Linked DNA regions of Homo sapiens: region 1 is linked to region 2. Evidence: chromatin contacts called from ENCODE Hi-C or POLR2A ChIA-PET data. All regions are on one chromosome and are shown on one strand. Each heading gives the region's core, a stretch centred on a gene start or an enhancer-like site at or near the end of the contact. The rest is flanking DNA. Distances are from core to core; before and after follow the strand shown.

Region 1 (6,527 bases), core at 1,428-3,927, 43 kb after region 2:
CAGGGTTCAGGGTCTTTACCTGTAAAAGGAAGATAATAATATTGATTTTATAAGCTGTTGTGAAGATTAAATAAATTGATCTCTGAAAGTTGCTAAGATAGCACTTGGCCCAGAGTAAGCACTTTTAAGTTTTAATTATTATTATAACTGGGCTTTTACAGGAAATTTAAGAAATTTTTTATTTTAAAAGGGCCTTTACCTGAAACGGGTAAGAACCTCTGCATTGAAGTCCAATTTTATCCCTCAGGAGCTATGACTTTAGAAAGCTATTTAAATTTTCTGTGTATTAGTTTTTTAATAGTGTGGTTTTAATGATTAAAATGAGATTCTGTATATAAAGCACTAAACACTGTTTAAAAATCATAAGTGGTCAATACATAATAGGGATGAAAAATACGATTATCAGTTTCATCATTAACCATGATAGAAAATTTACTTGGACAATGTCACTTTTCAAAAATACCTAATGAAATGTGTGACAAGAATGAAAACAAAACCACCTCAATTTTTCAGCAAGTTTTATGGTCCTGCCTCTGTGCTAAACAATATTATGCATTAAAAATGATGAGGTCCCTGAAGAAAAGGAGCTTGCCATTTAATTTGGGAGATGAATCACCCACAAACGGCATGTTTGTAAAGCTGTCAGTACCCTGACATAGTGGGAGCTCCATCATCAAGAGCTGGTATTATTATTATTTTATTATTTATAAAAAAAGCACATAACAGGCTGAGCATGGGGGCTCATGCCTGTAATCCCAGCGCTTTGGGAGGCCGAGGCAGGAGGATCATTTGAGGTCAGGAGTTTGAGACAGTCTGGCCAACATGGCAAAACACCGTCTATACTAAAAATACAAAAATTATCTGGGCATAGTGGTGGGTGCCTGTAATCCCCACTACTTAGGAGGCTGGGGCAGGAGAATCGCTTCAACTGGGAGGCGGAGGTTGCAGTGAGCCGTGATGGCACCTCTGCACTCCAGCCTGGGTGACACAGCGAGACTCTGTTTCACCAAAAAAAAAAAAAAAAAAAAAAAAAAAGCACATAACAAAGACCTAGGCAGTATAATACCAACAGTTAGAATATAAAGCTGTGTATAATAAGGGGCTAATTAGGAGTTAGAGACAAGTTTTAAATGAGAGCAATCTGAGTTTAAGCCACAGTTGAGTCTTGTTATTTTCAGTAGTTCTGTTCTACAAAGTTGTCAGAATCAATGAATTAGGGAATACTGAAGCTAATTGCTTCAGCAATTAAGCATTGCTCCTAGGGGAAATGCAGGGTTAGGTTCCTGTGATCCTCTGATTACAACATTTTTGTCAACTGATCAACTGATCAATTAATAACCTTGTTCTATGTGTATTTCTGTTTAAAAACACCATATTTAATATACATTGTAGATTCGTTAACATTGCACTCACAGCCAGCAGCACTGCAACTCATGTCTGGAGTTTATCGAACACATATTTTCCCTGTAAGGCACATTACAGCCTCCTTGTGCTCAGGATCATTAGATAGCACTTCTGCACTGTGCTTTGGGCTTCCTTTAAACAACAAAATCACCAAGAAAAGGACAAACATGCAAAAAACATGCCATTACATAGATCACAAAAAGGGTACTTGTTTATAATATGAGAGCTAAAACAAGAAGGCAATGTTGCCTTGTTTGACTTCAGCTAAGAACGTGCCATTGTGCACATTTCTGTGAATAACCTCAGAAGCATAGTGAGTATTGATTTTGGGGTTACAAATGAACGTTAGCTGCTAGGTGAATTCGCACATACTGAATCTGTGAATGATGAGGATCAACTGCAAAGTGTAAACCTGGAGGGATTCATAGAAGAGATGTGTTTTGAGTGAGGCCTTGAAGGATGAGTAAATGAAGATGGGAATGATGAGTGGGGACAGATGTCAGCCCCTAATGGGTTCTAGTCTCATCACACTCATACCTTCCTGATCACAGACCCTTTCTTCCTCTAGTATACTATCTTTGAAGCTGAATCCTTGAGCTTTACAATTTACTGCTTATTAAAGAAGGAGCTTAATAAACATAGGGAAGCATCTAATTTATAGATTAAATGATCATTAGGCCTCTCTTCATATCTAAGGAAAACTTCTTTTGTCTGTGAATAAAAAAAGTCTGAAAATTTTATGTTGGAGAGAGATATCAATTAAAAAACCAGAGTTCAACCTGCAACTAAATCTACAAATCAGGACAGATAATTGATATTATTTTGTTGTCAAACACCTACATTAGGGAGACTAGAGTTAGAAGACTGGGGGACAAACAAGGAGAGCCTTTTAACGTTCCCTACCTGCAATATTAGCTTATGATATTTTTGATTATCTTTATTAAGGGGAAAAAAACGACTTCCCCTTAATCCATAATTTAAACATTACTTCTCAAAAGTGATAAAAATAGCATGTAGGTATTAGTCAAAGATTTGTTTTTTCAAGATTTAGCTGAAAACCAAACTAAAACTTCCATGTGCTCCAATAAACCCAGTGTTTTTCATAGGTTGCTATTTCTAATCCCTGTTGCCATGGTTATGGACTTTACATCAGCAAAAAGGGGATGAGGTACTGAGTGATTTATACCCACTGTTTGATATTTTAAGTGCTTCACCACTGCTCTTTTCCTTTTCTGTAGAAAGTATATAAGGATGTTTTTCTGGTAGGGCTTTCAGACCTTCAGATAAAGGAGCTCTCGAAATACAACCCATAAGGAATAAAGCCATAGCCAGTGCTTCCCTGGTAAGTTTTGGGGGATGGAAGTGGCAGCAGTCATAAGAAAGCAAATCGAGAAGTAAGGGCAGTTGGCTGTTCTACTGAAAATGGTTTAATGGAAATGAGAGGTGATGAAGCATTTACAATATAACCTGCAATACAAGGTTGGCATAGAAAACATTTAAAAATTATAATTAAAATTAAACAGCTCAAGAATGACCTGTATTTTCTCTCTGTAGCATAATGCTTCCTTTGATAAATCTAAGAACCCCTGGATGTTCACTCAGTTGGAAAAATCAATGGTTTAGTTCCAATCACTTTGAAGAGAGGAAACTGGTGATTTGGATGGTTCCACTCCTGGTCCCGTGTTCTGTGGCTGTTATTACTGTTGCTTCACGTTAATGGAAATAATTCATTAACTGAAAGTCAGCTCTAAAAGGATCAATTACACACATGGCTCCTGCCCATTTTCTGTTACTCTTGGGCTAAGTTCTCCCGCTTCCTCATGGTCTGGAAGGCAGAAATCCCTTCTATCCATAATTGGCAGGTTTTATAGGTTGAAACCTATGGTTTCAGACAATGGAAATTTGCTCAAGAACTCAGGACTTTCAGTTGCCCAACTAGTGGCAAGTATTGTTACTTTAAAGTGTAGTTTATTCCAATTCTACTCTTTTAGTTATTTTAAAATATACAGTAAATTATTGTTAACTATGGTTGCCCTATTAAGCCACCGAACACTAGATCTTACTTCTCCTAACAACAACAAAAATATGATAAATGCTTGAAGTGATGGATACCCCAACTACTTCAATTTGATCATTATACATTATATCTTTTTATCTAAATATCATATGTACCCCATAAATATGTATAACTATTATGTATCCATAATAATCAAAAATTAAAAAATTTTTAAAAATGTAGTTTATACAAAGCTTATTAATAGTGGAGGCTCATATAAACCCATATAATTGATTTCAACTTTATAAAACACATTGTTTTTCAAACCGCTAGAAAGTATTACATGAATTCACTCTGTTAATCTGTGTTTAGGTGTTACGAGAAACTGGCCACAAGGTCAGTACTTTATAGAAGTTAACCTCTTTTCCTTTTCTTTCAAGCTGGTATTGGGGGTGGGAGACATTATTACAACTCCAGAATGTTTATGCAAAGGAAGAATGATTCAGACTGGCTGTAGACATTGTGCTAAGATTTATTCATCTTAATGAATAAATCCTTTCCTACTTTTGTTTTTCCAGTTCCTCAACTTTCACTTTTTTTTTCCCATGTGTTTCCCATTTCAAATGGAGAAAATGCTAGTACATTTTAACAAAATTCTTTGCAGTTGTCAAGGCTTAGTATATTAAGGAATTTATTCTATTTTTTAAAAGCCTGTATTCTTATAGCACTGGGTTCATAGTACTGATCAAGCATTTAAATAAGAACTTGAAAATTTTGTAATTCCAGCATGCTGGTGAATAACCATGCAATGAAAGGTAAAATGAAAAGCCTCAATTTAAAAAAGTGAGCTTCTGTTGCTGTGATTCAAATGTTTGCTTTAAAAGCACTTAAGATGTTCCTGCAGAATCTCTTGCTTTTTCTCTTTAACAAATCCTGCTTGCTCCTCCTACGTGAAAGGTTGATGTTTCCGCAAGAGTTCAAATACAATGGTGTGGTACAAGTTAGTACAGGCCTCATGGCTCTAAGTTCTTTTTGTGGTGGTAAGTGGGTGGAATATGTATCCAGTTTTTTAGTACAAAGAATTTTAAATGCTCTTAATATTTGAGTGTAAGAATTAAGGTAGTCACACACACTTCCTCATTCTCCTGAACATCCTCCTTTCTGGCTTTATGGCTCTTGGATAGGTGCCAAAAATGGAAGGTTGAGTGGAGACTGTTTTATCTCTTTTCAGCCTATGTTCTATCACAACTGCATTATAATTCAATTAATGTAAAATAAGACAAATAATTATATGATAGCCTTGTTATAACATATTCATCATGTAGAGCAATAGCATAATAGGGAACAGTTTTTAAATATAGTGCCTAGTCCAGTATCTATGTTATATCATATAATCATCACAGTAAGTGTAAAAGCAGTTTTTTTTAAAAAAATCCTCATTTAATAGATGAAGAAACTGAGTCTCACACTGCTAAAGCAACTTTTCCAAGGGCACAGAACTAATTATAAGAGAAACTTGAGATTGGGATCTGTTTACTTGAGCCCACACCATACCTGTAAAGGGGGGAAATTGCTGTAGGTGAAGTGTTGTGGTATTGATGTCCTCATTGTAATTAAACGGAAAATACTTTGGGAAGAGCTCCAATATTAATCTGTTCCATTTCACATTTTTTATTCCGGAGAAAGAGTGTTTGGTCTCCAAGGATCAATTGAATCAAGAAATGTTCTTAATTCTGAAATGTAACCTTATGTTCTCTTATGCAACAATTTTTCCAATCCAGGCTTCTATTAATTCCAGACCTATGAATCCACTAGTTGATAAATCCACTCAAACTCAATACAAGTAGGATGCAGAATGCAGTGGTTGAGGGACTGTGCACTTACTAACTGTGTGACTGAGCAACTTACTTAACTCCCTGGGACCCTAAGTAAACTAGGGAATGTATAGAATCTATCTCACATACTTGCTACGATCTATCAATCAGCTTATTTATCTATCTATCTTACTTACCGTTGATATATCCATTGCACCTAGAACAGTGCCAGGAACAGAGCCATTGCTATATATTATCATCAATTAAATGTCCTTGTGGCTTTTCCCTCAATGGTAGACCTTTTCATGTGTTCCTTGTATGAACTGCACCAGCATGCAATTGCCTAGTAGTCCAAGCCAGGGGACTGGGCATCAGCTTTTATTCCTTTTCCTCCTTCACTCCTATGTCCACTTGATTACCAAGTCCCGTTGATTTTAGCTTTAAGTATTTCTTGAACCGGCTACTTCTCTACATCTCCACTGTCACCCCTCTAGTTGTAGATACAATCTCTTTATCTTGATTACTTAAACATCCTTCCTGATGGTCTCTTCCCTTCAATTTTCCCCCACTCCCAATTGTATCTATCCCCCTCACTGTAGTCAGGGTGTTTGAAAAATATGTCAGACTGTGTTCTTCCTTAGCTTTTAAGGTTTCCTGTTATTTCTTGAGGTATATCCTAAAACTTTAATAAAGTCCTACTGATGGATGGACTAGTTTCCCAGAGTTGTCTCTTACCAACTCTTTACTCTCGGAGCTCTAGTCATAAGGCTCTTCTTTTTTTTCTCCTTTGTTTCAAGTTTTAATCAAAGCTTGTATATAAGATTATTCCTCCATCTTCTCAATTGTTTCTTCCTTGTATTTGCCCTTTTCCTTTCCTACTTGGCGAGATTTGGCTTTCCGTTCAAGGATCTTTTTGCTGTCTTTGTCCAGTTTTAGCCTAGTGATAACCACCTTGCTGGAGTGAATGCCTATGTGGACAGTTGTGCCATTAGCCTTTTCCCGCTGCACCCATTCAATGTAGATAACATATTTCTTCCTGTAAACCTGGACCACTTTGCCAATTTGCTGACCTTCGTAGTGTCCTCGTACAACCTGAACTTCATCGTCCTTTCGGATGGGCATGGATCGCTCGTTGTACTTCTGTCTCAGCTCTTTGGAAAGAAGGGAAGACATAATCTTCCTTCGAATGTGGGAAGGTGCGTTGAAATGCCTTTTGCGATTCTTGCTTCGGTCGGAAGTCACAAAGGGATTAAACTTCATTTTGGCCGCTCCCGCTTCGGTGATCGATCTTCTTTTCTTTTCTTGCAGGCTTC
Region 2 (6,650 bases), core at 3,410-5,909:
GTGGCGTTGATTTGCATTTCCCTAATGACTAGTGACATTCAGCATGTTTTCATGTATATGTTGGCCATTTGTATATCTTTTGAGAAATGTCTATTCATGTTCTTTGCTCATTTTTCAAGGGGATTATTTGTTTTTGTTTCTATTTTTTGCTTTTGGGTTGAGTTCCTTGTTTAATCTAGATACTAGCATCTTGTGAGATGAGTAGTTTGGGAATATTTTCTGTCATTCAATAGGTGGCCTCGTTACTCTGTTAATTGTTCACTTTTGCCCTGCAGGAGCTTTTTAGTTTAATACAGTCCCATTTGCCTGTTATTGGTTTTGTTGCCTGTGCTTTTGAGGTTATTACCCATAAAATCTTTGCCTAGATTAAAGTCCTGGAGTGTTTACCCTATGTCTTCTTCTAGTAGTTTTATAGTTTTTATAGTTCTCTTTAAAAAAATCTGGGATAATTTCTGACTCCCCTCTTTCTTTCACACTATCCTTCTGATCCAACAACAATCCTCTTGTCTCTGTCTTCAACATAACTTCAGACCATAACAACGTTTCCCCACCTCCACTGCTTCCCTCCTGGTCCAAGCCCTCATCATCTCTGGTCTGGATTGCTTAAATAGGCTTTTAATTTGTCTCCTTGCCTCTTTCCGTGCTCCTTGTCCTTCACTCCAGTCCTTTCTCACCAAGGCTGTCCTAGTTATCTTTTTAATACATTAGTTATATTATGTTTCTCTTCACCTCTAACCCCCACAGTGGTCTCTCATCTCACTGGGAATAAAAAGTCACAAACATGGAAATGGCTTTGAAGGTTCTATGTGATCTGGCCTTCTGCTCCAATTCTAACTTTTGCTCCTACCACTCTTCTTACTCACTCCTCTCATCACACTCATCTCCTTGCTATTCCTTGAGCCTACCCTGCATGTCTCTACCTTAAAGCCTTTGAACTTCCTGTGCCATCTGCCTGGGACACTTGTCTCCCATGTCATTATAACTGGCTCCCTTAAATATCACATTCTCACTAGGTCTTCTCTAGCTCTCTTTATAAAACAGCATCCTTCCTTCCCTCTTTGATGTTTTTCTTCCCCTTTACCTTAGCTTATTTTCTCTTCCTAGCAGTTCCACCCTCAGACATTATGTATTCACTTGTTTATTTGTGATCTGTTTCCCACACTGGCCCCTCTCCCTCAACTAAAGTGTAAACTCAATAGGATAGGGACTTCGTTTTGTGCACTCATTTTTCTCCAGCACCCAGAACACTGCCCAGCATTTAGTAGCTGCTCAAGAAATAGTTGTTGAATACATGATTGAGTAGATGAATGAAAAGTTATGATTAAGGTATTATCCTACAAGTTGGGTAAGCGATATCTAGAAAATCTGTAGAGTTGTTCTAGGGCTCCTGATCTATATTTGGAAATCGTGGTCCTTGTTTCAAGGCAGTGTCTTTTTTCTCCCACTTTCTCAGGTCCAATGAGTCCCAGTAAGCCACAGTTCCTAACAGCAAGTGAACTGTTTTTTAAACTGCCTACGTGTTTTTGGAAGTCCCAACCCAGCTGCAGCTTCAGGCAGAGTGCCCAGTTCTGGCCAGTCATCTCTCTGAGCCTTGCTCACTGCGTTGGCTTTCTGTTCTTTTTCTGGTCCATGGAGATGTTTATCTTGATTTTGTACCCAGCTAATGTCATAATGCTTTTATCTTTTTATATATTTCCAATCATGGCTGAATGTTTAGAACAGAGGGGTGTGGTAATTTACGAACTCACTAAACCATCTTGATTAGAAGTCCCCACACATTTCCAAATAATGTTTGAAATGTGGCCAAATTTAAAATCCAGGAGACAGTACATAAAAATTCAGATTTACTGTTTATCTTGAAAATTTGTATATTTGGCAACACTAAGCCAGCATTTCTGTATGTGACAACTGACTGGAGGTGAGTACTTGCTAAGACGCTTCAATGGGTCATGCAGTCTACAAGCTGCCAAGTCCTCCCCACTGAACATTTTGTTAAATTTGACAGAAATGACTTCACTCCTTTGCTTTATCTGCCTAACCCTTGTAGGTATTTTAATTTGTGATCCCTATTTTGAGAACGGTCTGAGCAAAAGCATCAGGTAATTTATTAAGAGGTTAGAAAATGAAAACACCAAAACCGAAAACAAAGCCCTTATTTTGAATAATATATGGGGATGGAGGAGAGAGAGAGAGAGAAAGAGCATATTTTATACTTTTTCTCTCTTTAGTGCAAGTTTTTAATTCTAGCTCCGTAGTCACAAAGTTTCCAAACCTGCCAAACTGCAACTTTTCCCTTTTAGGTGAGACATACCATTAAGGACTTTTCCCCCCATGAAAATGGCATATAAAACTTTCTATCAGTGAGTGCCCTGGAATCCAGTGATGCCATTACACAACTGAGAATATAATGTGTCTACTCTTCTGTCAAGGTAAGATTTCTCTAATTTATCAAGAAAGAACTAACTCATTTGATACCGACAAGCTTTTCTTCTGAAATTGAACTGAGTAGTTAAGAGAATCAGATTTTTTTACTCATGCAAGAATCTGTGTAATCATCTCCTCTTACCCATCTATCACAGATACTCTTCCCAGAACAACCTGTGGTCAGTTTGAGGAATTCTTACACCTCTTGAAGTCTAAATGTCTGATTTATCTGAATAGTGACTTCCATTAAAAAACGTACAGGCTTCCCAGCTACTCCGGAGGCTGAGACCGGAGAATGGAGTGAACCCGGGAGGCGGAGCTTGCAGTGAGCCGAGATCGCGCCACTGCACTCCAGCCTGGGCGACAGAGCAAGACTCCGTCTCAAAAAAAAAAAAAAAAAAAAATGTACAGGCTTTGCAAGAGTACGCATGGAATGGGCATTTGCCTAGTTTGTGTGACTTGTGGAGCATCAGGAAAACCTATTGCTCTCTATGTTTGCCTTGCTAGTGGGTCATGGTGCGGAGAGCAACCATGTTTCTTATTTATTCAGGTTAATGCAATGAAACTATTATTGAATGGCAAGTAAATCCTCATATGTTTGTGCCATTTGTCACTTCATTATAGATTTTAGATTTGAAAGGGCCATTTATACAATGCTGCTTCCTGAATACTTCGCCAGAAAACTTATTACACTATGACTTACTACTTATATATACTTATTACTTAACTGTGTCTAGGTAAGGGGGCTTATTGGTGGTCCAGAAAGTTCCATTTTTGAAGGTGTGGTTATAGCCTGTTTTTCTATTCAATTGTTATTTCTCTCCCATAAAAAGTTAGGACTTTTTCTTCAAAACAAACATTTACTATTATTTAGTTACTACATTTCCAAGAAAAATTCATTATATGGGCCGAGATTGAAAGAATATCAAACATCAGGCATGATTAACGTTTAACAGTAAAATTAGATATTATTATCTTGGTTTAATATAACCTTACTTTTTCTCCTAAATTTGAGTTGGATCAATTCACCTTGAGTTACAAATATTGTTTTCATTTATTGTTTTGTTGTTGCTTGAATATTAACACCAATGATTTGTTTCACTCAGAATTTCGTCTCTTTTCAAAAGAGAAAATCTTTGGCTGCTTACTTGGGAAATGGAAGTCAAGTTACAATTTCTTGAGAAGGTTTGGTTCATAGTAAGTGACAGAAAAATGGATTTTTTGTGGGCCCATGTATATCACCTTACCCAGAGGTGAGATAATTCCTTCTGAGCCATCTAGATTTGAGTTTTTCTTAAGTCAGAGCAGGGTCTTTCTTTCTAGAAGTTCCAACAGTTTTCACTGCTCCTCCTTACTGTTCACATATGCCTAAAACTCAAAATGCTCATTTTGTTTTAATCACCTTACGGATTGGCCTACCCTCCCTGTTGGGCTCCTGAGATGTGTTGGAAGTTCATCTTAAAATCCTAATTTCAGTTGAATTATTCTTAAAAATGAGTCTACCCTTTTTTGAGTCCGTAGTAACAGGGTAAATTATTGCTATCACTATTACTGAACTACAATCTAGCTGACGAGGACCAGCAAGGCCTTACCTTTAGTTAGATTTGTTTAGGGAAGCAAGACAGAGGGTCACTCAGGTAACTTTGTTTGTGGATACAGTTCGTAAAGAAGTGACTGGAGGAGCAGCATCAGAGGGAGGCTTCCTCGTAGCTGTGGAAAGTGTCCTTCATGGAACCCCATTCATCGTTTGTTCTGAGTTCAGTTGCTACCACTCTAGTAATGTAATAGCAGTTTTGATTCTCTCTCTCTCAAATTAAAAACTACTTTTGATCATATTGAAGTTCTAATGCCTATCAGCATTACCTTGGAAACTGTTAAAAATGCAGAATCTCAGGCTCACCTGCAGACCTGAATCATATTCTGCATATTGACATGATCCCCAAATCTTGAAAAGTATTGCTTTCATATGCTGGCCTCTTTATTTTCCCCAAGTCCATCAGCTCTCATCTTTTTATCTCTGTTGATCTTTTCGTTATTATTATTTAGTTTAGATTCCACAGTCCATTATTTGCATAACACTCTCACCAATATTCTCAACTCCCTAGTCCTGTTGTCTTAAATTTTTTTTTATCTTTGTCTGACAAATGTCCAAACCTGGATGAATGCATCTGTATTCCTTCTCTATGCCTACACTCGAACAGCCTGGCACTGCCACAGATAGTCTCCCAACAGTGGAGCAGATACAGGCAGATTGGTGCCGACACATGGGGCCTGTTCAGCCTGCCAGTTCTTCCATGTGTCTCTGGTAAATTCTCTTCCTCTGTCTACAACAATTGTTTTAAACATTCTACATTCTATTCAAACCTCGAATATTCTTAACTCCTCCTCATTTGCAGCAGATGACTTCACCTCCTACTTCCCGAAGAAAATAGAAGGCATCAGATGGGAACTCCCTCAGCTTCCTGCTAGCAAATCCATACAGTTCCATCTGGACTCATGTTCTTCTCTTTTCCTCCTATTTTAGTCTAGGGAGTATCCTTCTCATTTAAGCCCAATCCCTCCACCTGTGCTTTGGAAACTGTCTGCTCATGCCTTCTCACTTCATTATCAACCTTACACTATCAGTTTCTTCTCCCTCCCTGCCCCCATTTCTATTTATTCGACATACCCTTCTCAACTGGATTATTTCCAATTACATTTAAATCTTCTCATGCCTCTTCCATCTTAAAAAACAACCTTCCTTGTCTCCCAATTTCTATGTTTCTATCTTTCAACTCCTTTCTATCTTTCCCATTTCTTTCAATCTAAATTTTCTAAAGATGTCTCATTGTTTGGTGAGTCCATTTTCTCACTTCAAACTCCCTCCTCAATCCTCTTTAATTTGGCAGTTGTTCCTGGCACTGCACCAAAACAACTTTGGCTAAGGTCACCAATGACCTCCATGATTTAAGTCCAATGGACATTTTCCAGTATTTTTTTTTCTAATCTCCCAGCACTCTTTGTTTTGTTGAGATGTGTTTATTTTGGCTCCAAAACACCATGCTATCCAGGTTTTCCTTCTTACTTTCTAGCATTTCCTTCTCTTTTACTTTGCAGATGGCTGGTCTGTAAGCTTCTTCCTCTTTCCATTTTATGCTCTGTTATAGGTTAGCTTCTCTAGGTAAAATATTGTTGACATAGAGTTTAGGGTGCAAGATGGTTGTTATGAATCAATACCTGCCAAAGGAAAGCATAGAGATGAGAAAGGAGTTGAAATTTGATGCAAGTCTAGCAAAACTTTGGCCATTGGGGGACATTCTGGATCATAGGTTCATCCCACATTTGACTGAAGTGGCCAGGCCTTCATATTCCTGCCATGTTCATTCATTAGATGTGGTGTCCCCGGAAAAGAAATGAGGTCCTGTGTGGAGTTTTCCCAGCTAAGGTATATCCTGAAAGAGCTAAGAGCTGGAAGCTGGAGGCTGTCTGCTGATTTCATTCTCCATCAATCTGGGCATCAAATCCTTTGGTGGAGGTAGAGCTGAGTGGTGCACCTCTGGATTTATTACATATTCTCTCTTCTAGATAGTATTTTTGATATCCATGGCTCAATTTTCATCAATTGACTAATGATTCCCAAATTTATACCTCCAGACCAGACCTGTGAGTTCCTGACCCTTACACTCAACTGCCTATTGAATATTTTTTCTTGGGTTTCTCAAAAAGATCTCAAGTTTATCATCTCTAAACCTCATCAATCAACAAATCTTGTCAAATTTATATCCTAAATATCTGTGAATCCATTCACTTCTCTCCTTCACTACTGCTACGATTCTAGCCCATACTACCATTTTCTCTAGCTGGACTCCTATAAGTCATTCTATTTGATTTTCCCATATCCACTCCTCCTTTCATCCATTTATTATATTGAAGCAAGCAATATTTTCAAATGCAACTTTAAGTATGTTAATTCCTCTCTATGCACCACTCCCATCACTTTAGGGACTTCCCATTGCTGTTTTAAATAGAAGCCAAAATTATGAAGCGAGCCTTCAAAGGGCTCCTATGGTTTGGCTTCTACCTATGTCTCCGGCCTACCTTTACTCTACTCTACTTTTTTCCTCAATTCGTACATCCAGTGACATTGATTTTTTTTCTTAGTTTTCCTAATGGACTCACAGAGAGTCTCACAGCGCTGTTTTCTCTACTAGAAATATTCTTCTTTCATTCTTCAGCTGATTAGCTAT

The links. Hi-C counts contacts between places; a loop is a spot of excess contacts on that map. ChIA-PET counts read pairs that join two places held with the same protein, here RNA polymerase II (POLR2A). Pooled maps may share reads with other maps.
Region 1: a loop to region 2 is called in a map of endothelial cell of umbilical vein, with 3 times the contacts of the local background. The contact joins the promoter of OTOGL here to the enhancer-like site in region 2. A Hi-C loop is called at or near these places in 6 of 168 maps with a recorded cell type or tissue (aorta, ascending aorta, endothelial cell of umbilical vein and 3 more) and 5 of 50 pooled maps. POLR2A ChIA-PET finds 5 or more read pairs at or near these places in 2 of 52 experiments (AG04450 and OCI-LY7).

The regions. Positions count from the first base shown.
Region 1 is chr12:80,096,860-80,103,386 of GRCh38, forward strand. It overlaps OTOGL (otogelin like), which reads left to right and starts at 2,678. Exons shown (of 59, transcript NM_001378609.3): 1 at 2,678-2,746. It also overlaps the pseudogene RPL26P32.
Region 2 is chr12:80,051,657-80,058,306 of GRCh38, forward strand. No RefSeq gene overlaps it. Among named protein-coding and RNA genes, the nearest start is that of OTOGL, 45 kb to the right of the region's middle. Within about 2 kb of position 4,660, at least 2 of the 41 ENCODE cell types and tissues checked have a DNase peak (open chromatin) inside an H3K27ac peak, as active enhancers do; they include ascending aorta, where a contact is called at or near this core.